Regions from separate parts of the Mus musculus genome. Here all the other regions are linked to region 2. Evidence: chromatin loops called from intact Hi-C (ENCODE). Cell type or tissue: heart. All regions are shown on one strand. Links, peaks and the distances in the headings refer to the core of each region. The heading gives the core; the rest is flanking DNA.

Region 1 (4,379 bases), core at 293-4,292, 130 kb before region 2:
ATGTGGTGACTCCTGGAAGGAGCCGGGGAGAGAAGCCAGCCAGGTGCAGGCAGGAAGGGGATATTAGTCTGCAGAGTTTAAAAATAATAACAAAACCAACTAAAAGCCATCTGGTTTATATAATCACCACAGTCATGGCGGTTCTGAACAGTTGGCAACAAACGTAGCCAAAGGCTGGTCTTCGATCTTCTAAAAAAAAATGCCATTTGTTGGAAGAGATCCATAGGACCGAGTTGTGACTTTTTTGCAATTCTAGAATAATCAAGTCTTTGGGCTATAATAGATGCTCAAACACTAAACCGAAACCAAGTGAATATAGGTGTGTGTAGTCCTTTTTTCACTCTATGCTAGAACTCCCCCAGAACCCTACCTTAAAAAAAAAGTCAGGAAGATTCACACAAAGACCCTTCACTAAAACATGCATGAGAACTGAGCTAACACCACGACCCAAGAAGGTAGGCAAAATCAGAGTCCTGTCAGGATGACTCAGAGAACTGCATCCATCACTTACCATGTACTGGGAGGGGCCGCCAGGCCCACTGCCTAGAGATTTTATTCATATATTTTATTCTCCTTTCTTGGAAAACCTACAAAAATCACCTCGTAACTCAGGATATTAGAGAATCCATTAGTTCTGGGGTTAAGATCCTAAGGGAAACTAAATACTAACAAATACTCCTGTTGACTGACACCCTCAGACACTCAAATTGCTTAAACCAGCTCCTAATTGGGAACAGCTGGCAGAAGAGAGCAAAGCCTGTGGCCAGACCTGGAATCTGGTTGCAAATCTGGTCCCTAGAAAGAAACCAGTCTCCATTAAGGGTTAAAATGTGGGAGGTCAAGAGAGCGGTCCTCTGGTCCTCCGGAGCAGCAATGGAGGGTGGCTAAGTGAACCGGAGAACAAAGAGCGTTCACATCCCAGCTGTAGCCCCTTGCTCAGCCTGGGACTGAGACTGAGAAGCGACTGAGTGGACGGGGAGGGGCCTGAGCGGCAGCAGGATCTCACTAGACATTATCTTTCCAGAGCTGGGATCACTAATCCTGATGTGTCCAGCCAAATAACTTTCCCCGGAGTTATTCCCGCTCCGCTAGGAAGCGCAGATCTCCAAACCTATAGGGTGGAGGGAGGCTACCGATTTTAACCTGGCCTGTGTCATCCAGTGTCCCTCCAGATTCACAGTGTCCTGCACTCTGCTAAGCCGCCCAGCCTCTGGGCTGTGTGCCCTGACCCTGCTGTGGTCTGAGCCAGAGCCATAGCTCTGCTCTTGGAAAGCTGTGCGCAAGGCCCGCCCTCTAGGCCTTGGCATTGGGTCTGAAGCCCAGACTGGGAACGGGAGAAGCCAAGGAAAGGTCTCAGGTGTGTAGACCATCCCGCCGCAGAGTCAACTGTCAGCGGTGGTCATTAGTGACTGGTGAGCTGGATGCTGGTGGCAGTCCCACTGGGTAGTTTTCAATGGTGTGACCTTGGCTCTGCACTTTGGTGCCAAATCCTTTGGTTCGTGCCTGTTCACCGAGCCAAATTTCCCAGGCTTCCTGGCGATTCTGTGAACTACTTGAGTGCTCTCCAATAATTTTTCCTTTTTTTTTTTCTACCTAAGAGTCGATTTGTAATGTTGGAAATCAAGAACCCTGCCTGGTACAGCATCTGTCCCTGCAAGACTCAGGAAACCAGGGACATGCGGGCTGGTGTGTGTGTGTGTGTGTGTGCGTGTGTGTGTGTGAGAGAGAGAGAGAGAGAGAGAGAGAGAGAGAGAGAGAGAGAACAGGAGAAGCAGAGTGACAGAACTAGACATCTGGAAAGGAAAGGCAGTATGGAAATTCAGGGAGAGGGAGGGAAGGGAAGGGGAAAGGCTAGAAGGGTTGGCGGGTGAGGGACAGCAGCCAGGAAGGGGTCGTGCACGTTGTTAATGCTTGTAATAAGAGCCTTAGAGGAAACTGCCCCAGTGGCCTCCCTAAGGTATTTTTGCATTGCTATTTCTGTCAGACAACGTGGTTTAAATTGTTTCTCGGCACTGTTTTAGGAACAACAGTTCCTTGATTCAGTCTTGCTTCTGGAGATGAACCCGGGCGTTGGCTTTAACATTATACATTGATCAAGCATGCAGCGTGCCGGGGAGTGTACAGATATATGGGCATGCATATGCATGGCGTGCTATAGTATGATAAATACATGCATGAGAAAAATCAGGTCTGGGGCTAGTTATGTGGGAGGGGAACCTTTATGTAGCACGCTTATTTAATATCTCAAAGGGGAAACATTACTTATTATGCCATATCAGCGTATCATTCGTCTTATGGGTAGACAGAATGAAGAATCTTCGACAATTAATAGAAATTGCAGGAAAAATTATGATTAACTGCCATCTGCTGGCTTCTGTGTATTTTATTTTCATGCAGCTTCTAGCCTGCCCTCGTAATTATCGGTGTCTGTCTTTCCCGTCCTTAACTGGTTCTGTTAACCAGTGCTGCCCTTGTGGGTACGGGGTGGGGCGGAGGGTGTACGTGCAAGAGGATGAAGCTAACTCAAATACACCAATCCGTCTTCTTCTAAGTTCCAATTTGAGAGAGCAGGCTACAGCTTATTTTAGAATTCTGTTTTCGTAGCAGATTGAGCAAGCAGTGTATGCTTAGCGAGTGTATAGTAGGGGGCAGGCAGTGCTTTGAAAGTGACTTCTCTCTCTCATCCTCTCATCTCTGAGGACCATAGGGTTTGCATCTCAAAAGCTCTGTCCGGCTTCTGGCAGGTGAGGCCTTTCAGAGTCTCATTCAGATGACATTGTAGCCAGGGAGAGCCTGTTGCAGCGCCAAACCTGATGGGGAAGGGAAGCAGATTCCAGCAGAGCGTATTTGACCCTTTGCCCCAAAGCCCCTACTAGAAGTGCTCAGCAGGAAATAGATCTTCTCTGTTAGTAAATGAGGGTGACTTTTGTTTACGCGGTGAGTCCAGGCATAGGCCATCCCCCCATCACTCCCCAAGTAGACCAGAGAGTTGGTGATTTATCTGGGTGACTCACACTCCACGTCTGGTTTGAACTAATCAGATTGATGTTCCAGAGTTTCCAAGTCAGTACAAGTCATTGTGGTTGGCCATTACAACTTTAAAAATGTATCTATTTGTGTGGGGGTGGAATTTGTACACAGTATGCCTAGGTGTGGAGGCCAAAAGTAACAATGCTGGCTTGGAGCTGCTACAGGCTCTGAGGCTACAGTGTCTGAATGAGACATGGAATACCTCACCTGTCAGAAGCCAGACAGAGCATTTGAGATGCAAACACTATTGGTCCTTTTGGTGTGGGTGGGAGTAGGGTTAGGATTTCCCCCTGAGCCTGAGGCTCAGCAGTTCAGCAGTAGGCTGGCTGGCCAGTGAGCTTTAGGATCCATTTGTCTCCATCCTGCTCCGGCCCCCACCCCTTTTGTTCTGGGGTTAAGGACACAAAGCCACCATAAGGCTTTTACGTGGGTGCTAGGGATCCAGACTTAGGTCCTGATGCTTGCACACAAGTCAGCTTGTCACCGGAGCCATCACCCACCAGAGTGACCACATTTTTAGTATTTTGGTATATTTACGTATTTGAAATCAGTCTAAGAATGTCAACCACGCCTAACGTCAACTGTGCATACCTTATCATTTAATGTTATGTTTGAGACGTAAAAACATACATAATGTGTTTGTGTTATAAAGTAAAATAATAGAATCAAAGGAGCTATGTCAGGTCCCGTACATTTATTCGATTCAGATTAGAGCCAGGATGTCACCAGTGCTGGCTCACTCAATGGCCAGAATGCTGTATGTGCGTTCACATCATTTCTCACACTCTGGATAGGTGCTGTCCTTCCCACTATACAGATTGGTAAACTGAGGCACATTAAAACATCAGTCTCACACAGATGTAGTGAGTGTTCCTTAACAGTTCTCAACAGCACCCTTTCTCTTGTCTTGATGGAAACAAGGCTGGCACCTAGTCCCAAAACCATTACCATGGTGGGCCATGTGACGTACTCTCCCTGTGGACATCTGAAAGTATCACTCCCGGGCAGAGGAGTCAAATATTCCTGGAGGTTGCTATGACTCCCCTGGCCTGGCAGACTGCTGGTGCTCGCCTCATGTCCTGACAGCAGTGGCTTTCTTCTACAGTGACCTCCAACTTTTGACTCAAGGGGCCAAGGTAGGCAAGCAATGTCAGGGAGTGGCTATCTCTGGGAGTGGCTTTGCTGATAACATTCCACCATTTTTTGGTCCTGCGGGTGGGAAAACGTGCTCCTGTGCTTCAGTTAATTCCAGCCTGCCCTGTCTGCTCCCTCTCTGCTTGCTTCCCTTTCTTCTGTCCTCACCATCTTTCAGCTGTGATAAAAAACTGCCCTGAGAGCAAAGGGTTTCT
Region 2 (4,379 bases), core at 105-4,104:
GGGAAACCCCAGAGAAGCAGGGGCTGGGAGGTGCTGTTTAAGAGTGTGGTAATGGGGGACACTGAGCTCTTTATCCTGAGGGTAGGCGGGGAAGCACCTATGGCTCAGCTGTGGAGCCTCAGCCTGGCCGTTGGGAACCCTGGGATCCAGCCTAGCTCCTTAAGTAAACCAAGAAGCTTTAAAGACTACTTGGGTACGTGTAACTTTTCCTTGCTTCTTGTTTCCTCCTGGTGATATCTCAGAATTGCTCAACGTAAAACCAGCAGAGCCTGTGAGTTTGTGAGCTGAAAGCCCAAGACATACATGACACAGAGACACAGGGTGTTTCGCAACAGCTAACTTGGAAGCAGCTCACGGAGTGGGTGCTACTGCTGTGTGGGTAGAGGGAAGTAGGCTGAGGCTTCTGACAGAAGGGAAAGGGATGCTGGCACCGGCTAGCCAAGGTGACCACAGTGACCAGAATGCTGGAAGTCCATGCAGACCTTCAGTGAACAGCAGGAGCCACTGCTGAACAGAACGGCTCCAAGTTAGAAGCCGCAGGCTCCGTGGATGGGATTCACATTTCCTGCCTGCTGTCTCTCTGATCATGGAAGCAGTCTCTCTGTGCCTCTGTTTCCTCATGATTAAAGCGCTGAGGTGATCAAAAGAGGAAACAATTCTACCTGCTCAATTTGTCTCTGAAGTTTATGGTAATGGCTAGGTGAGGTCGCTACGGCCTGAGATGCACACGCATGACCCAGCACCCAAAGAGTTGAGTCGCACGCTACACAGAGAGACCCTGTCTCAAAGGCAAACATCGGAAGGCTGCATGCTTGTATGGGATTCTCAAAGAACGAATAAAAGTATTAAATTAAAAATGAAACAAAACAATTTTAAAAAATAGCAGTAACAACAACAAATCACCAGAAATTGTCAAACAATATGGCGAGGTTAAGGGCAAGAATGAAAAGGATGCTTCACCCAGAGGCTGGCCTGATGCATGACCTAACCACAGTATGGCCCGCTGTCCACTGCATGGCATGCCTGATGCAGGATAGCCTGATGTAAGTAGCCTGCCCAGCCATAGTGAAGTCTGGACCAGTGCTGCACTGAGGGCCATGTCTGGGTCTATGGCCATGCCGCAGCAGGGATCGGTGTTGATGTTGGTGGTTGGTGGCTCATATTATCACAAAAGGCCTTGTGGACATCCATGGTCTAGGTTCCTGCTTGAGCCGGTGTTAATGTCTAAGGGCTATGCAGAGCTGGTAGACCCTGTGCCTTGCCTGGGCAGCACAATAGAACTGTCCCTGGTGTGTGTGTGTGTGTGTGTGTGTGTGTGTGTGTGTGTGTGTGTGTTTGTGTGTGTGTGTTCCCTGAGGCTCACCCCCACCCCCAGCCATGAGCAATGGAGAGCTGACCCCACCCCTCACCAGCCTTGACTTTGCATGAGCTAGCCTGGTCAGGGCAGTGCTGGAGAGGTGGCAGGCTCACCAGTCCCAGACTTTGAGTTGCACTCAGGACTTTGAGTTGGTCTACCCCCAAAATCTACCTCATCTACGAACTGCTGAAGCGTGAGAAAGGGCAGGTCCTGCAGATCCAAAGCTGCAGGAACCCCATGACACAGGGCAACAACAGGATATCCAAGAGGAGTCCTGGTGAGGATCCAGTAGTGATAGCAGAAGCCAAAGGCCTGAAGCAGACCAATGACTCACACAGTGAACATTTGCAAGTGAAGCAGACGCACTGTGACGCACTACAGCTTCCACAACCAGATGCGGTTTTTTTTTTTTTTTTGGTTTGGTTGGATTTTGTTGTTGTATTTTATTTTTATTTTGGAGAGAGGTTGCAAGGGTGGAGACAGGTTGATGAGTGGGACTGAGGTCCGTGATGTGACATTCACAAAGAATCAATAAAGTAAAAAAAAAAAAAAAAAATAGGAGAGAAACTCGCTGAAGAGGGAAGCGTCTAGGTTTGGCTTGGCTCAGAAGAGGCCTGATTCCCCGGCAGGAGAGAAGGCAGAGCTGAGCGCAAATCTCCAGCAACCACATTCCTTCTAGCTCGCTCCAGCGGCTTTCAGGACCGCTTTGTTGCAAAAGACCTTCAGGCTAAGCCCCTGTCTCCTGCTGCCACCCTCTGGCAACAACCTGAATTGCACCCTTGCTAATTTCCTTGCCCGGAGTTAAAACACTCAAACTTGTATTTGAATTGCGGTTTTTCAGTCTACTTTCCTCTCCCTTTAAAAAGCATGTTTTTGCTGGTTATGGTGGCACATGCACAATCCCGGCACTTTCCAGCTGAAACAAGAGGATTAATAATGTGAAGATATATCCTGGGCTACACAGCAAGACAAGACCCTGCCATTAAAATATATATATATATATCTGACCACTGGCAAAATATCATCACCCTTGTAATAGGGAAAAGGAAACAGGAAGAACAGGAGTTCGAGCCCAGCATTGGCTAAACAGTTTTGCAGATAAAGAAGACACTCAGCTTGGAAACGCTGAGTGCATTGTGCAGAGATATAGCCAGGAGGCCTGTCCTGGCTCTACTTTCTGTTTCTGTGGTCTATGTTCTCTCCAGTCTCAGGGGTGTATGCATTCATCCTACCGCTCTTAGAACTAGTTCTCAAAATCAACAGAATCCAACCACCTGATATGTCCCCCAACCCCTGCACCCCATTCCTCAAACTCCCCATACCCACCTGTACCTACAGCAGCCAGCTATAAGCCAGGAGTAGCAGAGACACCAAGGCACACATCCTTCTGCTTTCCAGACTGAGGAAAGAGGTGAGGCAGGCACCCGGGGACCTGGGGACCTGGGGAGTGTGATCAGTGGACCTAGACATAAAATACTGAAGCTAAGAGTGCTGCGCCTGAGCCAGCTCCAGCATCCTAGGCAAAGGAGCCCTGTCGAAGAGAGGGAGGGACACACGCTCCCATCAACGGAGGAAAGAGGCAGGCAAGCCGCAGAGGGAGGCTGAAGGTCCAGGAAGTCGTGTGCTCCTTTCTAAAGGCACTGAGAAGCCTTCATTGTTTACATCTTTCACGGGGCATTTGGCAAGCGGTTTTTTAGAGCTAAGCACACGATCGTGTTGTAAGATAACAGATATTGTGATGTGGTTTTCTTTTCTTTTTGCAGTGAATATTTACTGACCACCTAGTACTCTGGTGCCTGACTCTTTTAGACCCCTGGGAAGTAGCCCTACCAATACTTGAATTCACGTTCTAGTGGGGGCTTATAATAAGCAACATGAATTAACACCATATTTAGTGACAGGCCTTCAGGAGAATAGTAAGTAAGGCAGGAGGTCGTGTTGGGTGTATCTTCAAACCAAAGGAGACTCCATCATTGCTGAGAAGTGCAGACAGAGTAGAAGGAGGGGTCAGAAAGCAACTGAGGGACAGGCAGGTGGAAGAGGAGGGCTCCCAAGAGGCCTTGTTCATGACAGGGGCAACTCAGAGGGTGTTACTATGAAGTCCGGTTCTTTCTATAGGGTTTAACATTGAAAAGAAAACTGGGCTCATGGTCTAACCCTGGAAACCTAGTAGTTTCAGGAAGTACAGGGGTCAGGGACTTGGAAACGTGGCTTTCAGAAGACACACTGGTCACACTTTGTGTTCGGGCTACCTATCCTATGGGGCAAGTCACCACACAGCCACCTGACACAGCTGCACCGGATACTTCTGGAGTCCTGGCTTCTCACTGTCCTGCTAGGGGAGGCACTAGGTGCCTGGGCTGCTACAGATGGCGGGATGTTGAGCATGGAGGATGGTGGCTTCACTGATGTGCCTAATGCCTGCACCTGGAAGCTTGATTGGCACATCCCACAAGGCCTCTGTCTGGTTTGTGGCTCCCCAGGGTGGGGCATTCCCCTCAGAAGAAGTGTCTAGAACACAGGCAGCCAGACAGATGAGCCACCTAAGAGAAGCAGCTGAGCTGTCTGGCACTTTGTGACTTAGCCTCTGGAGGCCACAGCACCCCTTCTACTACGCCGGTGTTCTACAGAGTCACAGAGCACAAGTCGGAGAAAAGAGGGATTGGCATCTTTCTTGATGGGAATCATGTCAGAGAGGCAGCCCTGGGTGCCACAGGACTTGCAGCTGTGTGCCCTCCAGACCTCCATTCTACCCAAACCTCAGCCAGAGCCCTGGGCATCTTTGAAAGTCTGTTCACTTCCACCTCCTGCAAAGTTAGTACTTCAGCCAAGTGGCTCCCGATCATGTGCTCACACACCTGAAACGTCAGGTCTGGACGGTGGGCACAGAGAGCAGCAACGGACGACTGGGTGGCTCTCTGAAGACATGAGAACATTCAAAGCCCTGACAAAGTCTGTGACCTGGACCTAGCCGTCCATTTCAACATTCGCTTGAAACACTTGAAAGAAGTCTCAGGGGACT
Region 3 (4,379 bases), core at 158-4,157, 380 kb before region 2:
GGTGAGATAGAACCTCGATGTAGTTGGTCTGCATTTCCCTGATAGCTAAGGGTGTTGACTATTGTTCATGTGTTTGCATGTAGCTTGTACACAGGTGCGTGTTCACGTGTATATCTTCACTTAAAAGTGTGCTCATTTCCACTGCTCATTTATTGATTGAATGAATTGGTCTCTTGTCCTCCTTTTCAGGTCTGTATGTATGATAGCCGTGACTCCCATTAGGTTAATACTCGGCGAGGATTTTCCTCTTATTCTGTGGGCTGCCTCTTTACGCCATTGTCCTCTGCTGTAGAGAAGCCTTTTAGTCCAGTGCATCTTTATCAGTTCTTACTCTTACTTCCAGGACTCCTGGAGCCCGATGCAGAAAGCCATTGCTTAACACCTACAACCGGAAGAAGTTCCAGAGTTCCAGGTCTTACATCCAGGCCCTATGTCAATTTGAGTTGGTTTCTGAACAGGGTGAGAGATAAGGACCTAGTGTTGCTCTCTAACTTCCTTAATATCACTGTTGCAGAACGCTGCCCTTTTTTTCCAATGAATGTTTTGGTTCCTTTGTCAAGAGCCAGACGGGTGCAGCCACATGGGCTTATATCTACGCTGTATGGGTCTGCAGTGGTACCATGCTGCTTTCGTTACTTGGCTGTAGCAGACTTGTGCAGCCTCCGGAATTGCACCTTTTAATCAGGACTGCTTTAGCTGCTTAGATCTCTTGTACTTCCACAAGTTTTAGGATTAAATGTTTTCTTTATGTGAAGAATGTCATTGGAGTTTTTATGAGTGTTACATTGACTATATTGCTTTTGGTAAGGCAGCCATCTTAACACTATCGATTCTGCCAACCTGTGAGTATGGGAGGTCTCTCAATTAGTCTTTGCCCATATTGACATGCCATCCTGACAAGGAGCAAGCCATGAAACTAACCAGGGCAAAAGTGGACCACACCAAAGGTCCAATTTAAAACAACATTTTCACCGGGCATGGTGGCACACGTCTTTAATCCCAGCACTTGGGAGGAAGAGGCAGATGGATTTCTGAGTTCGAGGCCAGCCTGGTCTACAAAGTGAGTTCCAGGACAGCCAAGGATACACAGAGAAACCCTGTCTCGAAAAACAAAAACAAAAACAAAAACAAAACAAAAAACAAACAAAAAAACCAACCAAACAAACAAACAACCCCAACATTTTCCAAATTAACCTCAGAAAGTGTCGAGTTTACTAAAGTCAAGTACTAAAGGAATCCTGACAGGGAAAACAGCTTGTTAGGTTAAAAAGCAGTGTTTACTGGGAGCACAAAGTATGCTTTGTGACCAATTCTTTTTTTTTGTTTTGTTTTTGTTTTTTTAAGATTTATTTATTTATTATATGTAAGTACATTGTAGCTGTTTTCAGACACTCCAGAAGAGGGCATCAGATTTCACTAGGGATGGTTGTGAGCCACCATGTGGTTGCTGGGATTTGAACTCGGGACCTTTGGAAGAGCAGTCGGCACTCTTAACCACTGAGCCATCTCGCCAGCCTTGTGACCAATTCTTTACCACATCAGCTTGAGCACTCCAGAACTGTGGCTTCAATTTTAATGACAAGCATTGACACCACACATAATATGAAATCTGACTTCTAAATGCATTTGTTATTTTCCTTATATTATTCATTTTAGTCAATTATATATTTTTTAATGTGGAAGATATGTGCAACTAATATAATCAAAACACATTTATCCATGTTGTTAAAAGAAAATATATAATCTTCCAGATACCTTTTAAAAATATTTATTCTCGAGAAAGATGAATAGTGAGCTCCTGTGTGATGACCACATAAAGGGAGTTCACAGAAGGACATGAGCGAGTGTAAATGAAGCGTCCACAGTGTGAGACTGACACTTTCTGACTGCGTCAACCGGAGTCTATGTGGGGACCATGACAGACACTTGCCAGTCAACAGAAGTCAAATCCAAAGGGTGAAACGTCAAAAATAAGACCATGAAGACTTTTTCTACAAGAGCAGGTAGGTAAGTTACAGTGGGGCCGATGCCTTGTGTAGTTTGAGTCCAGCCTTCGCCTCTATGGAGAGCTTGAAAACTGACATCATTCTAACTGTCTAACTGTCACCTTCTCAAGGTTGGAAGCTGCCCATTTATCACCAAGAGTCAGTATCGGGGAACTATTTAATGCCTGTTGTCTCTCATAATTACATCACCTCATAATCTATTCCTGCCTTCGTTGCTTCCCTCTTTCCTTCCTTTCTTTAATGACCTTGAACCTGCTATTCCTGCCTCCACTTCCCAAGGGCTGGGATTATTGGCAAGTGCCATGCCTGGCTCAGCAGTGAATTTTTAAATAAGCCAAACTATCTAGAACTTGCTGAGTCCTGGAGCCTGTTCAACCCCTTCCTTCCCTGTCTCAGCCCAATTTTAATTTTTTTATTATAAAGAGCTAAACAAAGTTATTGGTGCTTCTATTTTCATACAAGCTAATCCCACTAGATGGCACTAAAGAGTCGCATGTTAGGAATCGGGCCGTGCTAACCTCAGAAACAAAAATAAGCTATCTGAACTAGCAATGCATTTCCCCGATGATTTGTACTGATATTATGATTTTCTAGATATGAACCACAAGTCTCAACCTCTTATTCGTTATAGGATACGGTGTGTTTCAGACCCTGTGGCCCATGTTAGCAATGCAGCAGTGAGACAGGAGCCCACGTGGTTAGAGGTTTGATGAACAGCATTGTCCAGAGGATCTGAGTTCAGTTCCCAGCACCTACTGGGTGGCTTACAAGCACTTGTAACTCCAGCTCCATAGGATCTGATGCCCCTGCCCTTGTAGGGCATCTGTACTCGTGTGCACATACCCACATAATTTTTAAAAAAAAAAAAATTTTTTTTTAAGTGAAGGGGCATTGTAATGGCAGAAGGCAGCATCAGGGGAGAAGCAGTTGGTAGTTGGTTATGCACACTTTTAATCCCAGCAGTGAGGCAGGCAGATACCTGTGAGGTCAAGGTCAGCCTACATATCAAGTTGCAGGCCAGCCAGGGCTACATAGTAAAAGAAAGAGGAAGAAAATTGAGATGCATAGTGTTCTAGTTTGGCTTTCTGTTGCTTTGATAAAACACTAATAAAAGCCAACACAGGGGGCTGGAGAGATGGCTCAGTGGTTAAAAAGCAATGGCTGCTCTTCTAGGGGACCCAAGTTCAATTCCCAGCACCTACATGGCAGCTCACAACGGTCTGTGACTTGTTCTAGAGGATCTGGCACCGTCACGGTGGCAAGCGCAGGGGAGGAGGCTTTTGCTCACAGGTCTCACAGTTTGAGACCCAGTCCATCGCAGTGGGTTAGGTATGGCAGCCTAGTGGCTCTCAGCACTGGCAGGGGTAGGAGGCAGCTTGCTCACAGGTCTCACAGTTTGAGACCCAGTCCATCGCAGTGGGTTAAGTATGGCAGCCTAGTGGCTCTCAGCACTGGCAGGGGTAGGAGGCAGCTTGCTCACATCTGGGCAAGTCAAGAAGCAGAGAGCACAGTGGAATTCGGGCAGCTAGAAAAATCTCAAAGCACCCCACCCAGCCACAGAGGGCCTTTTCCTCCAGCGAGTCTCTACCAACGAAAAGTTGACAATCCTCCCCACACAACACCACCAACTAGGACTGAGTGGTCAGACAATGAAGCTATGGGAGACACTCCATTCAAGCCACACTGGTCTTCTCCAGAACCTTAGCTAAAAAGAAGAGGAAAGGGCGGCTGAGGAGCACAGACAGAAGGTGAAACTGAAGTGTGAGTGTGAGAAAGATTCATAGTTAGGAGGGGATGAGGCACAAGTTGGGATGGGATTGGACATTTAGACTAGAGGTGTCAGGAGCAATCAAGGCGGAAAGGGATAGTGACTGATGGGGACAGATATGACGGTGGTGAAAGGGTAAGTCCACCAGAGCCTTTCTATCTGCTGGACGGATCACACAGCATCAGAGCCAGCCTTCCTGACCTCCCGATAGAGCATCCTCCCTTCCTGGCTCTCCTGCCCTCAGTACTGTTCCTGCCTTGGGCATTAGGAGTGGGCTGAAATCTTTAGCTACTGTATGGACCTGGCCACTTCCAGAAGTTCTGCTCTTCTGCCCCTGTGGCTTTTGTACTTCCCTGTGACTATTTGATGTCTGGAGTCCCCAGTAGGAGAAGCGATGCGTAATCATGGAGCAAGAAATGAATCAGCTCTGACAAAGGAATACAGTTAGTACATCTTAGCCATATGGTCTCAACCCATATCGTGTATCCACAAAATTCGTGGTTGAACATGGTCTTGTTAAGTTTTCTCATTATTTGAGATAACCAGTTTCTGCCTCCCTATTAACATGTCTTTATCAAATGCCTACTATGCAGGCACTGGGTTGG
Region 4 (4,379 bases), core at 277-4,276, 320 kb before region 2:
TTCACAAAGTACCCAAAAGTCTGGTGATATCTCTCTATATAGATATAGATATAGATAGATATATATCTCCCTCTTTTCCATGTATGCCTACAGGCCAGAAGAGGGCACCAGATCTCATTATAGGTGGTTATGAGCCACCATGTGGTTGCTGGGATTTGAACTCATACAGCAAGAGCTCTTAATCTCGGAGGCATTTCTCCAGCCCCAGGTTACAGGTTCTTTCCTGCACAAGATGACTTTGAGACTAGACAAAGTCCAGGTCTCAAATGCGTCATTCCAGACACCATTTCCTCTGAAGCTGCTCAGCCGCCTTGCACACATCCAGTAAGTAAAAATGGACACAGATAACATACAGCAAGGAAAAATGTTCCTTCTAGAAATCTAGGATGTGCTAAATAAAAACGTTTAGACCCCGGATCATATTAACAGGGGTGGTTTTGGACCAGTGGGACAGCCAAGCAAGTACAGGTTTTGTGCATATATAGTTCATATATGTTCTTAGCCTGAAAACATCTGGAGAGACCTCTGAGAATGAACTGTATATAAATTTCTATTTGGAATGAAGCAGAGGATGTAAGTTTTGGGTTTCTTAATAGCCTTGTCATACTCAGAACAAATGTTTGAGTAAATCCTAAATCTAGATGTTTTAAATGTACAAGTTAACAATAGAAATTATTGACTTATGGGCTGGCCTAAACACAGTTTATGTTGGAATTTGTAGCTGGATTGTGACAGTGACTGCACTTGAACTAAAAAAAAGCTATGTTTGTTTGTTTAGAGATAGAGTCTTAGGATTAACTCAACCTGGTCTTGAACTGGGTATGTTTCCCAGGCTGACTTTCAAAATACAATTCTCCTGCCTCAGCTTCCTATATGATGAGTTTATAGGCATGCATCTCCATGCTTGATTTAGAATAGGTGACTTTTATGAGAACTAAATTGGGTCTCAAGAGAGCTGGGGTTTTTTGTTTGCTTGTTTTCTTTTAAGATTTATTTATTTATTATATGTAAGTATACTGTAGCTGTCTTCAGACACTTCTCTCACTCCAGCCTGGCTGGCTCTGGCCCAAAGATGTATTTATATGAGTACACTGTTGCTGTCTTCAGACACCCCAGAAGAGGGCATCAGATCTCATTACGGATGGTTGTGAGCCACCATGTGGTTGCTGGGATTTGAACTCAGGACCTCTAGAAGAGCATTTAGTGCTCTTAACCGCTGAGCCATCTCTGTAAGTGGTGCTGGAAGCTTCCGTGTGGAAAGTAAATGGTAGGCATACCAACATGCTGAGTAAATAGCCTAGTGGCTGAAGAACTTGGTAGTAGACACACTTTACTCACAATCGGTGGTGACCCTGAAGCAGATGGGTTTCCTAATCTGTGAATCCAGGACAATACACTCATGTTAGTTATTGAGGAATTGAAAGCAAGTATACTCAGCACCATGCTGGCTGACACACGTCAGCCTCATTGGGCACTCCTTAGAGGTGAGAGGGTGCGCTCCGACACTAACCCCTTAACACCCCTGTCAGCATCATTTTTAAAAGTATCCAGCAATTTAAAATTCAAGCCAGTTGTCAGATTCTAGTAGCTCTGCAAGTCTCATTTATTGTATATGAGGGTTTCTAGCCAGCTGTCAGTTCTAAGTATCCTATTCTGTGGGGTAGGGGTGAGGAGACAGTGCCAGGATGCCTTGAGCATGCTAAGTTAGTACTGAATCACTGAGTACCACCCCATCCAGCACCCGATTTTCTGAAACTCTCGGGCATTTTGATTGTTGCAAACGGAGAGCCTCATTCTAACTGGCATGTGACAGATCTTTGCCCTGCAGCACATTCTGAGAAGGGAAGTTGTCAAATCTCAGCTTTCTCTGAGGTGTGTTGTAAGATGAGGGCTGTTATTTAGTGCTCACAACTACCCTAGCAACACGCGTTCTTTATTCCTAGGTTTAAAGATTTAACATAGTCAGGTCTGGTGGCTCACACCTGTAACCCCAGCATGAAGGAGGATTGCCTTGAGTTAAAGGCAAACTACATAGAGAGACCAAGCTAGCCTGAGTTACACAGCTAGATGTGTAGGATATCGTCTCAAAAAATAGTGTGCTAAAATTATTATAATTATAATTATTATTATTAATTTTGGTTTTTTTGAGGCAGGGGTTCATTTTGTAGCCCTGATTGCCCTAGAACTAACCCTGTAGACCAGGCTGTCCTTGAACTCAGATCAACCAGCTTCTGCCTCCTAAGTGCTAGGATGGAAACCATATGCCACCACTGCCAGGCAAAAATTTTAAATTTTAAAATATATTCAGTGACTCAGATAGTTCACTTGCATTTCATCAAACATCTAGGTGTTTGCAGTGGCATGCTTAACAAATTATAAGACTAAATAAAACAAATGTAAAAGCCATTTTACAAGAAACCACTAGGTGGCAGCCTATTAACATGAAAACCAAGCAGAAGGCCTGCCCACTTCTGTTTCATTCCTTTTGCTAACAAATCCTTACTGCTCACTCGATTTCATTTTGTTTGGTGCCTTCCAGATATATGAGAGTTTTAAACCTGTCCTTTGATTAAGGAACAATCAAGATGTTACTGTGGGCAAAAATCTGTTTATAGCTGAACTGTCATTCAGTCTGACAAATGATTTTGTTGTACCAAAATTTTGCAGTGTTAGATTCCAAATTTCACTGTTCTTAAAATATGATGCCAAGAGTTGTTCAGAGCAGTTTTTCCTACTTGTATATAATTCATCGTCGTGCATTTTTTTTAACGTGTAGAGTTGCATTGCCAACTGGATTTAGAACATTTTTTTTGTATATGGTATGATGTGTATAATGTATATGTGCACACATACATCTGTGTGCCTGTGTGTGTGCACGTGCGCATATGGAGAGCAGAGCTTGACATAAGATATCATCCACTGTCGTTCTCCATCTTGGTTTTTGAGGCGTGATCTCTTGGTGAACCTGAGTCTTATCCCTTGGTTAGAGTGGCTGGCCAGCAAGCTCCAGGGATCCATGTGTCTGCATGCACAGCCACACCTGGTTTCTCCGGGCGCTGGGGATCCTAACTCAGGTCCTTGTGCTTATGTGACAAGAATTTCACTAGCTGTGCCCTCTCCAAGCCCCTCCCCACAGTTTAAGACCATTTTTATGGTCCTGAAAATGAGATCAACCTAATGATCTCCATCTTCAAAACGTTGCCTTCTGAGCATCTATAAATGGAGTCACAGAGCATGTCTATTGCTTCCCTACGTGATGCCTTTGAGATTCAGCCATACTGTCTAGTGTATCAGTGGTCCACCCCAAGGACATCAGAGAAACTAGAATGGAACAGTGGAACACATCAATATTGTTTGTGTACTCCGACTGTAGTCATGCCAATATTTTGAGACATCAAACCATAAACTTTTAAAGCTCTGTATTACACGGCTCTATTTCTATCCCTCTGGGAAGGCTAGCTGGCAGATCTCTGCTGTTCTACTCTGTACAACTAGCATGTATCGCTCTTATGATTTAAAAACTCCAAAAATGCCATTAAAAGCAAGTGCACAGGGAGATGCGACAAAGAGAGTGCACCAGAATCATAATGATTATGCTTATATGAGATGGTAGGATTTGGGGTGCCCTCCCCCATTTTTATTCCCATGTAATCTCATTACACTGCCATAGAGTGGCCTTAGGATAACATGTCTGTCTCTTTCATAATCTTCTATATGTGCGTGCTTCTCAGCCTGGCTGTTTAACCCCGTCCTGTAATTAATCCTTTCTTCTTTGGATCTTTCTATTTCCTCCCACCCTCTGTTTTCTATCTAATTTCATACTTAAGCTAAGTCCTTTCTCCTTTTTGCTCTCTCCATATTAGGTATTTTACTTAATTCTAGCTTGATTCTTGACCCTAATTTCTAATGTTTTTAGTATGCAGGAGTACTCCTCGCTGCTTCCCTAAGGCTATAATCATCACACACACACACACACACACACACACACACACCAGGATGAGAAGGCTGATGTGGCTGTATACACAGTTGCCCCAAGTTGCCTTTTCTCTGGGTGGTAACACATGGCACTTGGGCACAGGCTAAGTTCTCCTGTTGAGAAGGAATGTGTTACCCCAAGTTCTGAAGATTAACCACCTCTGAGCCCCTCCAGATGCTGGGTTCTTAGTGGCTGAGACAACCTGCACAGATCTGGTGATAGCACCCCACAGCTCCTTCCTGGCTTCACCTAGGAGCTGGAATAGAGCAGTCTGCATTGCACTATTTTATTTCAGAGCAAATGCTCACCCATAGCTGAGCGCTCCATTGTTTATACTCAGCACTTAGGTTAGTTATGAGTCTGTGTTAACCATTACCCACTGCACAAAAGAAGCCTCTCTGAC
Region 5 (4,379 bases), core at 203-4,202, 520 kb before region 2:
GGAATTGACTCTTGGAGGCCCCTGGTGCTCACTGTATGCAGATTTAGCTGGCCAGGGTCCCAGGCCCACCTAAGGGAGAAGGGTGAGCCGGCAGGAAAGTCCTACTTCCTCTTTCTAAGAGTGGCTAACAGTGGATCATAAATCTGTGAAGGTTGCTTTGATGTGTCAGTCTGACTGGGCTGAGGAATGATAGAGAGCTGGTGAAAACATATTCTTGGCAGCGTCCATGAGCGTGTTTCTAGGAGACACTGAGTCAGGAGATGAGGGAAGAGCGTCTCCAGTCTTGCAATGTGCATCATCCAAGCCATCCAGTCCATGAGGGTTGAAGAGAACAAGGCAGAGAAAGGCCAATTTGGCTCTGCATTTGAATTTGGACATCCACCTTCTACCTTCAGACACCACGACTGCCATTCCCGGAATCTTCAGAAGCAGACATGATTTTTCTGTTGGTCTTAGACTAGAACTAAGGCCTGAGTTTACTTCAGCCACTATCTTGCAGACAGCAGATCGGGCTTCAGCTCCACCATTGCATGAGCCAGTCTTATAATAAATATTTTCTGGGAGCTGGAGTGATGATACTGGCTCAGCAGTTAAGAGCACTGGCTGTTCTTATAGAAGACCTAGATACAGTTCCCAGCACCCACATGGTAGCCCACAACCATCTGTAACTCTAGTTCTAGGGGATCTGATGCCCTCTTCTGACCTCATTGGGCACCAGGCATGCATGTGGTACATAGACATGCATGCAGGCAAAACACTCACAGACATAAAAATATGTATATATAATAAAATAAATTAAAATAAATAAGTAAATATCTTTCTATGTGCATTTCTTTCTTTCTTTCTTTCTTTTTTTATTTTTTTATTTTGGTTTTTTGAGACAGGGTTTCTCTGTGTAGCCCTGGCTGTCCTGGAACTCACTTTGTAGACCAGGCTGGCCTCGAACTCAGAAATCCACCTGCTTCTGCCTCCCGAGTGCTGGGATTAAAGGTGTACACCACCACGCCCGGCTTTGTGTGCATTTCTATATATCCAACTGTTGTGGTACTAGTTAACTTACCCAACCCTAGTCCTAGCATTGGGGCTAGAGAATGGAAAATGCCTGAAAATGTCATGATGTTCCCAAAGGGCTTGCTGAGCCCTGAGAAGACATTCTCCATGAAACAAGCCCCCAAACAACCTCCAGGCTTGGCAGCATAGCATCTGCTTAGTCAGCAAGCAGTAATCTCATAACCTTGACTCTGGTAGAGACCCGTGGAGATCTATGGCTGTCTCTACTTTGACACTAGATGAGAGATCAGCATGGGTAGCCAGGGGCCTTCACTTTTCAAGAGCCTTCTGAAGGTGGGTGAGGAGATCGCTGGCTTGTGAAATGGAGGCACTGCTGAGTGCAGCAGGCGTGCATCTTGGTGAATGTGAAGCAGTAATAAACACAACCAGTACACAAGAGCGGTCAGATATCTATTACTTGCAGCAGGCAAGGATAGCACCCGAGTTTTTTTTTCCAAAGCATTGCTTTGGAAACCAGGGCAATGGAAAGAGGGGGTTGTGCTCTGGGCTATCCATATTCACATAGGGCTGGACCCATTCTTAAGCATGCTCGTTAAGGAGCAGGTCCTAAGTAGGCTCCGTTTGTCGTCATGAAGAGTAAAATGATGGACGGGAATACCTCTGGGTGCGCTCACCTTGCACCATAAAGTTTTAGCTGACAATAAAAGAAAGGACATTCTGAAGGTGCATTGCCCCAGGGCGTCTGCCCTGCAAGGTGGTTAACACTGGGAATGGTTTGGACTGACAATACGTTGACACAGAACAAAGCAGTGAGTCCAAGTAGTGATGACTGTGACTATTTCCAGCTGCCCCTGCAGTGCGGTGCTATTGGCAGCTGTTTCCAGCCGGCCAGGGTGACCCGTATTTGTCACTGACTGGGAGAGGAACTAAAGGACTTGGTGTCTTTGGAGAAGCATGAGAAAAAGTTGTACACAGATGAGAAAAATCTCTCCAAAAGTATCAAGAGAGCTAGAATGGAAAAGTATTAAACCAAAATGTGATGCTCACCACAGGAAATCGCCCAACCTAACTGAGAGTTTCAAAAGACAGGAAGGGATTTTACCACTTGCCTGACCATTATCTCTTGCAAATTCAGACCCCTGTGTTCATGTTTTCAAGACCCAACTAAGAAGAACCAACCGGTGGTCAAGTGAGGAAGAATAAGCATATTGGCTTACACTAATCCCACCTTGCATTGGGGAGACCACTTCTGTGGGTTCCCTTTGGAGGAGAATCAGACTTCTCAAATCTCTCATTATGCGGTTTTAAGTAAATGCTGTCTCCATTGCTGGGAAGTCTTGTAATTAGCTGTTTTCCCTTTTGCTGATGGAAGGGAACCCACCTTACAGTTAGCGGTTTCCTTTCTACGGTGAATCTCTGTTCCCAGCCCCTTTTCAGTCTCTCAAATAACTGCTCGGGGAGTGTATCTGGCCTGGCAGTCTGGTTTCCAGGAGTCCGACTTTGGAGCTGTCAGATCTGTTTACTCTTCCAGAGAGGTTGTAGGAAATAGGGTGATCTCTGAGGGCATGGGTCCTCTTCAAAAACAGCTCCTAGGTCCTGCAGTAAATATTTCTGAGTTTGGAGACTGACAAAAGGCTGAGAACTAAGACTCACGGGAAGCCATTGCTCTGGTCTAAGTTCCTACACTAGCCCTAACAGCTTGACCAAATCAGAATGGAGTTACTCAACTCACTTGTCTCAAGACCTAAGAGAGCAGGAGAGATTGCACCTCAGTCCCCCAGCATGCCAGTCTCATTGACCTGGCAGCGAATATCCCTCTGCTCTACATCAGTCCAGAGAGTAATGGGAAGTAACCCGGTGCTAAACAACTGATAATTTCTCAGTTTTCTGTCTCACCATGACCACCTCACAAGGAAACGAACTTTGGAGTAGCATCCATACCTAATCTTCATTATTCCTTTCTTCTTCCTTAAGACCTTCTGGTAAACCAGCGAAGAGGCTCAAATTACTAGGATGTGGACCTGGCTTACTTAACCTTTGTCCATATTACTGATACATTTCCAAAGGACCTGAAAAATATTCTGAAAAATAACAGGTAGATGAAAGGTGTTAGGTGTATTTATATATATAATACACCCCGAGAGGCAAGGTAGAACCCAGCACCACAGTTTTTCATTCTCATTTGCCCTGACAGATTTTTCTCCAACTCAGAAACTGAAGGTCAGTCTAAGTTCCGGGCTCCCGACAGCTAGGCTGAAATTGAGACTGACCAGTCAGATTTGAGGCTGGACCCTAACTGCAACATGAACCTAGGCACAGCAGGGGATTATTTCTTCAATATTCCTTCCCCAGAAACTTCAGTATTGTCTTGAGTGTAGATATATTGCTCAAGGAAACACCTTTCTTTAGAAAGGAAAGAGTTAATAGAAGAGGAAAGGTAACCACCACTATTGTTAATTTAGCACTTCATGTGGGCCAGCGCTTGCTAAATAGTTTCGGTCCTTTGTCTCATTTGAATCCTAGCACAGTCTCCTGAGAGAGACACTATTATTGGTTTTATTTTATAGCTGTGGGAATCTAAGCTGAGAAAGGTTAAGTAATTTGCCCAGACTCCCATCTAGGAAGTGGCGGAGTGAGATTTGAAACCTAGTTCTGCCTAACTCAAAGGGGAAAGAAAGGCTAATTAACAACCACACAAGCACCTCTGAAACGGTGTTACAGTCACACACTTCCCTAGCTGTGCATGATGAGAGCTTCCACAGTACTGAGAACAGGAGATCCCAGGGTGGGATGTGTGTGTGTGTGTGTGTATGTGTGTGTGTGTGTGCGTGCATGCACATACATAAGTGCGCATGTTTGTGTGGCAAAGTGTGCATTTGTGTATATGTATGTGAATGTATGTGTGCATGTGTGTGCTTGTCTGTGTGTATATATGTGTGTGCATGTCTGTGTACAGAGTATGTATGTGTGTATGAAAGTGTGTGTAGTGTGCAAGAGTGTGTATGTATGTGTAAGGATGTGCATGTGAGAGTGTATATATGAGTATATAAGTATATATAAGTATGTATATGCATGAGTGTGTATGTATATGTGATTGTGTATATGTGTAAGTATGTGTATATTCTCAGGTATGTATGCATATACGTGTGTGCGAATGTGCATGTATACGTGATTAGGTATGTTCCTGAGGAAAAAGGGGGAGCAGAGTTATCAGTATAAATAGTCTTTTCTCTTGGCCTGCTTTCCTCTGTGTCTATGAAAGGGAGAAGCAGAATATGTCACGTTTCCCACTGTTCAGATATAACAAATACTTACGTATGATTATGACATTAACACCTGAAGAATAATCCATCTCTTTTATATGTTAC
Region 6 (4,379 bases), core at 97-4,096, 190 kb before region 2:
AGTCACATCCAAAAGTCTTTAAGTCTCATCAAGGTTGGATGCACGGGTATACCACCATGATTCATTCCCCAAGCTGTGCTTTCCCGACCCTGGGCTGCTGGCTGTGGTTTGTTTATTCACTTGGTCTGAGGGATGGAATCCAAAACCTGGCAAAGATAAACAAGCACAGAGCTACAACCCTAGGCCCCCAAGGGCATCCTTTTTAAACTTCTACCTCACGCTACCCTCTCAACTGGTACATCCACAGACTACACACTGACCACTCTAGGGAGAGTCAGTCACATAAACCACAAAGTGAGTAGCAGATGGGAGTGGTGCCCCAGGAATCTGTGCAACCATAGGCCATGGCCCTGCCTGACCCAGACGTATAAGCCAATTAAATGGTGGCGACTGTCCCCAGCAATATGCAACAAATACACAACTTGCAAAGACTGATGCCTGGCAGATCAGAAACCACAGAAGACTATTGGATGTTTTCTGTACATGGGTTGTGGCTGGAGAATTATGTCTAGGGGAGTTCTTAGAGGGAGTCATTTCCAGAAAACCCCTCGGAGGTGAAGTATCACAGTAGCAGCCAGAAAGGCTAGTTCACAGGCAGCCAGGACTCATGGGGAGCTGGGACAGTAAAGTCCTAATGCCAGCAGAAGGGGAGTGGTGGCAGGAGGTCCCCACGGGGATCCTCACACCATCAGAAGTGCAGTCATTTAGCCCCTGTGCAGCTGAGGCCAGGCTGGGATAGGCAACACACACCACGTGCTCTGGGAAAGCTTGAGATACATCGTCTGCAGGGGCTTGGAAGGGAACCCAGGGCTGGGTCTGGAATTCTGCTTGTCCTAGATGCCACTGGTCACAGGGAACCACGCATATAACCACACTTGGGGATCTGCCTTCCTGAACCAAGGCAGGCATTAAATAAATACATCAAGTGGCTGGTTAAGATCACCCTGTGTATCTATGTGAAGATGGTGTCTGTGTAAGGAGTGAATGGAAAATGGAGGGGGGGGGAGCCCAGGAAAGATTCCTTAGGTGGGTGAGGGGATACTGGGCCAAACCACTGAGAGACACCAAGGGTTTCCAGAGGGTAAAGGAGAAGGGGGCAGTAACGAGGGAAGTAACAGGTAGAAAAGTTGGAAAAGCTGGGCTCTCGGGTCTTTGTGTATAAATCCGAGCCTAGCTAGCTTCAGGAGACGCTGGAAGGCAACACTGAGGCAGATTTGGCTAGATGGCAGGGATGGTACAAGACTGTCACAGTAACGCTGGGCTACCCAGTGACCTTCGTGGAAGGAAGTTGGATTCTCTTGCTTCCCTGGAAAAGCAACTCAGCATGGGCTAGCGAATGAAGAGCGATCCCGACCGGCCTCGGCTATGGCGGGACACAGCAAAGGCTCACATTTCCGCCCAGCCGGGTACGCGGGCCGGGGCCGCCCGCACCTTCCGGGGCCGGGAGTTCAAGGTGAGCCCGGCTCACGGTGGCCAACAGGTAGAGAGCGCTGTGGGAGAACCGGCCACGAGCCACTCCCCCGGCACACGTGAGGACCCGGCTCGGTCAGGCCGGGCGGCTCCGGCTACTGGGAGCGCGGGCCCAGGAGGATGTGCACCGGGCTCAGATCGGCCCCACATCGCTCCCCGCCCGGCCGGCGGCCCGGCGCTCCGGATCCCGGTCTCCCGGGAGCCGCCCCGGGCGCCCCGGGTGCCCCAGGCCCCGAGCGGCAGCCGCGCCCCCCCGGGACCCAGCGCCCCACCGCGCCCCGCCGCGCCCCACGCGCACTCACCCAGCGACAGGAGCGCCAGCAGCAGCGGCCTCGGCGCCGGGCGCCCCATGCTCGGCCGGCGGGAGCGACTCTCCGCCTCCTCCTCCTTCCCCGCCGCCGCTCCTCCTCCTCCTCCTCCAGCTCCGGCTGCTCCAGAGTCGGCTGCTCCGCCGGGCCGCGCGCCTGCTCCGCTCTCCCCGCTGGCCGAGCGAGCCCAGCGCCGGCGCGGACGTGCGCACCTGGCTCGTCGCGGCCCTCCTCCTCCTCCTCTCCCGCCCTCCGCCAGCCGCCGGGCCCCGGAGCCGGCCTCGCCGATCCCAGGGCGCAGCAACCCGGACCGCCTCCCGAAAGCAAAAGGGAAGAGCCGTGGCGTCCGCCCGCCCGCGCCTCCCACCCGGCGCTTTGCCAGCAACAAACACAAACTTTCCCAAGCCCCTCCCCGCTCCAGGTAACGGAGGAGGCGCTGGGGCCACCCGCTTAAAGGGGAGGAGACGCCCGAGCCCACTCAGCCTTCCCCTCGGGCCCCCAGCCCTCGAAAAACTTTCCTCCGACCTTTAAAAGTTGGCCTGGAAGACTTGTCTGGAAACCTCATCTTTTGGGCCCTATCCCGGGACGCCCGGCATTCCTTCGCGGTGGAATCCCCACGAGTGTCTCGCAGCCAGCAACCCACACGTACACCCTCTGGTCTCCAGCTAAGCATGCCACCAGCCACCTGCTTAGCCCTTGCTAAAAATAATTACACAGATAGGAATGAAAGAGCTTCAAAGGCAGTGAATTCCCACCCCCTCATGGTCCAGAGGCCTGATGTGCTTGGGAGAGTTGGCAAGGGACTCTCAGCCAAGCATCAAATTCAACAAGGCTCTCTAACCCACCACCCTGTAGTTGGGTGGGCCTGCCTCCTTCCTGGCCCACCTCCCTCCTCTCCAGGGTCCCTGTGGTACTAATTAGAACAACTTCCAACTAAGGTACCCATAAAAGAAAAGAAAAAAAAGAAAAGAAAAGAAAAGAAAACCCACACCATCTATTATTAGCCGTAGTGCTTCAAATGGTATGTCTGCCGCCTGAGACTATATTCATTGCTTTAAGTGGACACAACTGGGTTTCCATTAAAGACTCTTTTTCCTCCCACAATAGAGTTTTGTGCTTTGGATTTGAATACAAAAGACTCCACAGCTCTGGGGGGAAAATCAGCGTTCCTTGTTTAAAACGTCCCAAGGATGAATCAGACATTCAGAAAGGCTCACTGGTATCCAGTGACCCCCTCCGTCGCCCGGGCCTTTCATTAATATATGTAAAACAAATCACAGATGTTCCTGGGGAAACTGCCTTCTCTGGTGCAGAACATTAAGCTTGTTCTGATTTCCACAAGCGTTTCTCGTTTCTGCCAACTGACATGCGACTGACTGGCCAGGTGTGAACCCTTCCGAAAGAGACTCCTAAAATTGTATTCCCAGCCAGGCGTGGTGACCTCCACTGCACTCTGTAGGTAGAGGCAGGATGGGCTCAAGGTCATCCGTCCCTGGCTTCAAACAGAGATCAAGGCCGGCTTGGGCTACAGGAGACCCTGTTTCAAAAGACCAAAATAAACAAATTCCTGGTGGTTCAACAATGGAGGTTTACTTACTGTCACAAAGTGGTAACAATTAAACAGAGATAAAATGGTATGGTAACTTTGGTGTTGAGTATATTTCCCCCTCAATATTTTTTTTCTTTTAATTTCTGTCTTGCCACCAAGCCTTTCCCAGAGTTTCCCCCACCCCTATCCATGTTCCTGTTGTTCTTTTTCCCAGAATTTCTGTAGGAAGGTCAATTTTCTTTTGTTTCTTTCCATTCTATCAAGCCTGAATATGAGCCTCATGTTAAGTTTTGAAATATGCTGGAACTACGGGAAAACGTAAGGCCTGGCTCTTCCAGCAGCTCAGCCTTCAGCTCATCAATCTTTCCGGGTTCTGACCACCCAGAATGCTTAACGTCTGGCCTGCACATTTTGGCACTTGATCACAGTCAGCTCAGCACACTATGTATACTGCTTCCACCTCTGCCTAATAACTGGAGGATCTAAGAGGCGGACACATTGTCAACTTGCATCCCCTCCTCACTGGAGAGGAGTTCTGTGCCCTTTGTTTAACAGACAAAAATCTGGACCTTGGAAAGCCTTCCACATGCAGTCAGAGAAGAGACTCTGAGCTAGACCCTGGAACTGCAGCCCTGGTGAGTCAGTTGCTGCCAGTGCCCATAGCCTACAGGGTAATTTAGTGGGTGTGGCAGCAAGTGCAAAGTCCAGTCACGACCCACCCAGGAAGCAGTCAGTACTGGAGACGTTTTTCACTGCCTTCCCCAAAGCTTAACTGTATAGTAAGTCAGGCAGTCCAGGAACTCACTAGATGGAACCTACATGGAGGGACTTACAGTAAGTGTACACATAACATGATGGAAGGGGGAGGGGAATCATTCTCTCCTCCCATCTCAGCACCCAAGTATTATTAAACTAATGGGACATTTTATAATCACGGTAATAACTGTGGTGAGCAACTGAACTGGTAGGAATAAATGAGACTATCCAGGCAAGGCAAGTGCAAAGAAGGCTTAAGTGGATCCAGGCTGTCAGCTGACTGATTGGCAACCAGT
Region 7 (4,379 bases), core at 261-4,260, 82 kb before region 2:
AACAAAGCAAAGTAAAACAAACTAAAAAACAAAACAAAAACTTAAAGCTTTATTTTCTGCATATGGGTGTTTTGCTTGCATGGATGTATGCACATTACTTGTGTGTTTGGATGCCGGGGAGCACGCGGATGCCCTCTCTAGGAAACTTGTTCGTGGTCTTGTCCCCCAAAGGCTGCTTTTGAAGTTCAATTGCAGATTCCTAGTAGACAGTGGGCACCAGGGAAGCTCCTCACCCTCCTAGATGGTTTACCTTGGATAGGGATGTGTGCCCTGCTCTGGACGTTCTGTGATTGTCCCTGACAGGCTGCATGGACTCTTGGTGTGTGAATAGCTAGACATGTGAAGACACAGATGAGGCTAAGGCCTGGATGAGTGGGGGTCCTGGGTCTTTAAGACTCTGGTGAGTATGCACCTGAGTGTGGGTGCTCTGGGGAGTGCACTTAGGTCTGTGAGGCCCCGGGGTGTGAGAACTCGAGGATGTGTGAGGGACCTGAGCGAAGGAACAACAGGGGTCCTTTCCTAGGTGACTTTTGGTTCAGTCAAGGTGACAATCAGGATTAACCACGGCAGATGAAGAGCTGGGTTATGGGGGTACCTGGGTGTGGGGGACCCAAGCATGAAGGCATCTGAGCATATGAATAAAACCTAGAGTGCATTAGAACCTGGGTCTGTGAGGACCTGGATATGTAAGCACTTCACTATGGGAAGACCTGAGTGTAAGGGCACGAGGTGGGCACCATAGTGCGTGAGCACCTGTGGCGGGGGAGGAGCATCATGGGAGCACCAGGCCATGTAATAGCAGGATGTGTTGGGCCTCAGCTTTGAGGGGCTCCAGCCTGTGAGGACTTGGGCACATTAAAAGCTGAGCATGTCAAGACCTTGGTATTTGTAAGGACTTGGGCACTGAGTACTAGGTTATGGGAGGATGTCTGCGAGTGAGGACCCCCAGGATATAGGCTCTAAACCTGCTTGCTACCTGTGGCTTAGCACTCCTGCCCACCCATGGGTGAAGGATCTGAACAGAATGGCTGACAGAAAGACTCTGTAATGAGAGGGCAGGCCCAGGGCCAAGAAGCTGTGTCTGCCTCCCACCATAAACCATCACACAGCACTTTGAACGAAGTTTATGGCTTTGGCAGAGCTCCAATCTCCTGAGGGCTCAGGCTGTAAATTCTTAAGAAGATCCTAGACCCTGCTGGCCGGGCCTTGTCACCCATTGTGAAAGGTGCAGAAGAAAAGGATAGGTCACATTGTAGGAGCTTCCCCCACCCCACCACCACCACCACCCCCACCCCCCGCCTTCCACCCCACACAGGTCTATCGAGAAGGAAGACAAACTGTGTAACATGGATGGAGAACTAGGCCCCCCGGGGTGGCTGGGGGACCTGTGACAAACTGCTAAGTGAGAACATACACAGGAAAGAGGCAGGAAAGGCCCTAATCCACAGAGCACCAGGGGAGGCCAGGTCTGTGTTTAGCCTTGGCTGGTGGGGCCTCTCCTGCCTCCCCTCCTACTCTTGGCTGATTCACTCAGCAGCTGGGCTCCAGGCGCCCGGGGCAGGGCGGGTGGAGTGAAGGGTACCTTCCTGGCCCCTCCACCAGCTCCATCTGTGCACAGGCGCCCCTGTGGTCCCCATACCCAGCTGTCCACCACACTGCTAGTGGGTGTGAGGCCGTTTGGGAAAATATCCGCTAAAAGCAGAGTGGAGAGAAAGGGAAACAGAATATTAACGTAGCAGGGAGAAGTCTGCATAAATCTGAATGGCTAATGAAGTCAGGGAAGAAGCCCAGAGAAGCCCAGGGGTCTCTAGACCTCAGACCACCAGAAACTGTGAACTTGAGGCCAGGGCTACATGGCCAGCTAGTGATGCTGTCATTTTGCAGTCAGGGGGACTGGGCCAGAGTGTGTGTGTGTGTGTGGGGGGGGGGGTAATGGGGGCAGCCCGGGCTCCAGTGAGAGGTAGTGAGGTCATTTCTGGCCAATCAGAGTGAAGGGCAGAATCCCAGCTGATGATGGGGATTTTAAAGGACTACGGGGACTTCCTAGTGCCACGTTTCTGTCTCTGGATTGAGAGAACCATGGAGCTGGCCAGCCGGCTGGAGGCCAATGTCTCTTGATTTTTCTTTGTGCTGTGTTTGGAAGGGTGTCCCCAGGGAGGCTGACAGCCGCCTCTGAGAAGCAGCTTTCTGTCCCTACAGGCCTCTTTCCATCCCATCCTCAAAAGCAAGGCCTCTTCCCTTAGCAGGTGTCCCTCTTTGCTCAACCCTGTTTTCTCCTCACAAAATGCTGACTCACAGGTGGACGGAAGTCGTCATCCCTTAAGAACGCTATCTCCTTGACAGGTGGCCGCCAGCCAGCTCCAGCATTAGTACTTCTGCAGTGGGGATCTCTGTACCCCCACACAGCATGGGGGTCAGCACCCACACACAGCATGGAGCTCAGCACCTCCACACAGCATGGAGCTCAGTACCTCCACACAGCATGGTGCTCAGTACCTCCACACAGCATGGACCTCAGTACCTCCACACAGCATGGACCTCAGTACCTCCACACAGCATGGAGCTCAGTACCTCCACACAGCATGGAGTTCAGTACCCCCACTCAGAGTGGAACTCAGTACACCCACACAGCATGGAGCTCAGTGCCCCCACACAGCATGGAGCTCAGTGCCCCCACACAATGCTCTCTAATCAGAACAGCTTAGATATTTAGCAAGTCTTTCCTGCCTGCCTTCCTTTATCCCTTCCCTCTCTTCTTTCCCTCCCTTCCTTTCTTCCTCTGCTATTTTCTCCCCCCCCCTTTTCTCTCCCTCTTCTCATCTCCCCCCTCCCTCCCTCTTCTTCTAGTCCTCTTCCTTGTCTTCCTCCTCCCTGGTGCAATGAGGACCATATGAAATTCCCAGTGGGTTTTCTGGTTTTGTTTGTTTGTTTGTTTTCTTGAAATAGCTCCGGCTCCTTCAGGCTTATCTCTGGAGAACGATTTCTTGTCGTCCCCTTTGCTGGGAAGAGATGCTCTGAATATGCTATGCATTCATTTTTCACACAGTTATTTTGGTGTTTATTCATTCATATCTCCAGCTTACTCCAAAAAGAGACTCAAAGGGGCTTGCAAATTATACAGCAATACTATAAAAAGTAATGGGGAAAGTATTAATGAAGAAAAGGCAGAAGATGGTGAGCCACAGTAAGTCTACTTACTGTCTGAGCACATTCCTGTCAGTTTGCACTTGGTTCGGTGTAGACACCAAACTTGCCTGGTGAATTCCCTAGCAGCAAAGGTGAAAAGGGAAACTTGGGCAGCCTTGCAAGCCAGTCTCCATAAGAACAAAGAGAAAACACAGCTCTTTCTAGGCCTGGAAATGAAAGAAAAGTATCCCTGGACTCACCCGGAGAAGAATGCATCCAATACTTTTCTCACGATAAATTCAACAACCCATTTACCCAAGCTGTTTCTTATCAGGTCACCTCACGTCGTAACCCCAAAGCACAGTCTCAATGAACGTGAGTACTCTGGCTTGTTAATGGGCCTCTTAACACATGGCATAAAGTATTCCAAACTCCTCCGACTGCAGAGAAAGACAGTGAGATACTTCTGTCCGGAATGCTCCTCCTGACAGCACGGCCTGGGCTGCTATTAGCTCTTTAGTGACATGCTAACTCCTGTAGCAGATTCCTCAAACCTATTGCTGCCTCTGTGACAAGAACTGAATTTAAGCCAATTTGTCTTCATTTTTTTACTTGGTCAATTGATTTTTTTTTTTAACTTAAGTGCAGGACTGCGTTGTATTTATCACCATAATTCCATTTTGTTAACTTTGCTTCCAGTCATGCTGATGCTAATCCTGGATTTGCATCACATCAACCCATATACCGTATTTCCTCAAATAGAAGACTCTTTTCATTGCACGATGCATTATTTACAAATTACCACTGAGAACAAACAATGTTGTCAATTGCAATAATAAGCTGTGTGTGAGTTTGAATGAGAAATGTCCCTGATGGGTTCCCATATTTGAGCACTCAGCCCCCAGCTGGTAGCAATCTTTGGGGAGGTTGGAAAGCCTTTGGGAGATGGCACTGGACTGGAAGAGGTTTGTCACTGGAGGTTACTCCTGCTCCACTTCAGCTCACTCTCTAAGATTCATGTTTGCTGTTGAAGAGCTGACTACCCAGCTTCCTGCTGCAGCTTTCTGCACCTGTTCCCCCGCCCCCACCCTCCATTATGGACCCTCCCTCCGCAACCATAAGTCCCAACAAACGTTTCCTTCTATAAGTTGCTTTGTATCATGGTGTTTGTCACAGCAACAGAAGAGTACCTGACACAGTGTTACGTTCACTGGTCTTGGAATTCATCTAGTTTTAGGGATAAAGATGATTTT

Evidence for each region. Hi-C counts contacts between places; a loop is a spot of excess contacts. Peaks named below come from ENCODE experiments on the same cell type or tissue, not always from the same donor. Only the 100,000 strongest peaks of a DNase experiment are listed, where the experiment ranks them.
Region 1: a loop joins it to region 2, with 4 times the contacts of the local background. A loop is called at or near these places in 9 of 42 quality-filtered maps.
Region 3: it touches region 2 in a loop (3-fold over the local background); 4 of 42 quality-filtered maps call a loop at or near these places.
Region 4: it touches region 2 in a loop (7-fold over the local background); 40 of 42 quality-filtered maps call a loop at or near these places.
Region 5: it touches region 2 in a loop (2.3-fold over the local background); 3 of 42 quality-filtered maps call a loop at or near these places.
Region 6: a loop joins it to region 2, with 2.3 times the contacts of the local background. A loop is called at or near these places in 12 of 42 quality-filtered maps.
Region 7: it touches region 2 in a loop (2.3-fold over the local background); 8 of 42 quality-filtered maps call a loop at or near these places.

What each region holds. Positions count from the first base shown.
Region 1 is chr3:101,160,847-101,165,225 of GRCm38, forward strand. No RefSeq gene overlaps it. Among named protein-coding and RNA genes, the nearest start is that of Ptgfrn, 53 kb to the left of the region's middle. In heart, for the core only: a CTCF peak has its summit at 2,357 (motif pointing left); a DNase peak (open chromatin) is centred at 1,325; H3K4me3 peaks cover 803 bases; H3K27ac peaks cover 3,668 bases.
Region 2 is chr3:101,293,602-101,297,980 of GRCm38, forward strand. Gm32803 (a long non-coding RNA gene) reads right to left here and starts at 3,007. Exons shown (of 3, transcript XR_375904.2): 1 at 2,684-3,007. In heart, for the core only: a CTCF peak has its summit at 2,121 (motif pointing left); DNase peaks (open chromatin) are centred at 340, 1,108, 1,660 and 2,060; H3K4me3 peaks cover 322 bases; H3K27ac peaks cover 374 bases; H3K27me3 peaks cover 373 bases.
Region 3 is chr3:100,914,467-100,918,845 of GRCm38, forward strand. It overlaps Gm40108 (a long non-coding RNA gene), which reads left to right. Exons shown (of 3, transcript XR_867505.1): 3 at 344-754. Among named protein-coding and RNA genes, the nearest start is that of Trim45, 5.8 kb to the right of the region's middle. In heart, for the core only: a CTCF peak has its summit at 2,479 (motif pointing right); no DNase peak of the experiment used is centred there.
Region 4 is chr3:100,971,670-100,976,048 of GRCm38, forward strand. No RefSeq gene overlaps it. Among named protein-coding and RNA genes, the nearest start is that of Ttf2, 4.2 kb to the left of the region's middle. In heart, for the core only: a CTCF peak has its summit at 2,423 (motif pointing right); no DNase peak of the experiment used is centred there; H3K27me3 peaks cover 194 bases.
Region 5 is chr3:100,771,570-100,775,948 of GRCm38, forward strand. No RefSeq gene overlaps it. Among named protein-coding and RNA genes, the nearest start is that of Gm40107, 44 kb to the right of the region's middle. In heart, for the core only: no CTCF peak of the experiment used is centred there; a DNase peak (open chromatin) is centred at 1,852.
Region 6 is chr3:101,108,320-101,112,698 of GRCm38, forward strand. It overlaps Ptgfrn (prostaglandin F2 receptor negative regulator), which reads right to left and starts at 1,847. Exons shown (of 9, transcript NM_011197.3): 1 at 1,773-1,847. The coding sequence starts at 1,821. Gm52612 reads left to right here and starts at 647. Exons shown (of 1, transcript XM_030252967.1): 1 at 647-3,421. The coding sequence starts at 1,591. The coding sequence ends at 2,232. In heart, for the core only: no CTCF peak of the experiment used is centred there; DNase peaks (open chromatin) are centred at 762, 1,472 and 2,082; H3K4me3 peaks cover 2,543 bases; H3K27ac peaks cover 3,172 bases.
Region 7 is chr3:101,211,030-101,215,408 of GRCm38, forward strand. No RefSeq gene overlaps it. Among named protein-coding and RNA genes, the nearest start is that of Cd2, 75 kb to the right of the region's middle. In heart, for the core only: no CTCF peak of the experiment used is centred there; DNase peaks (open chromatin) are centred at 1,532 and 2,002; H3K4me3 peaks cover 355 bases; H3K27ac peaks cover 2,073 bases.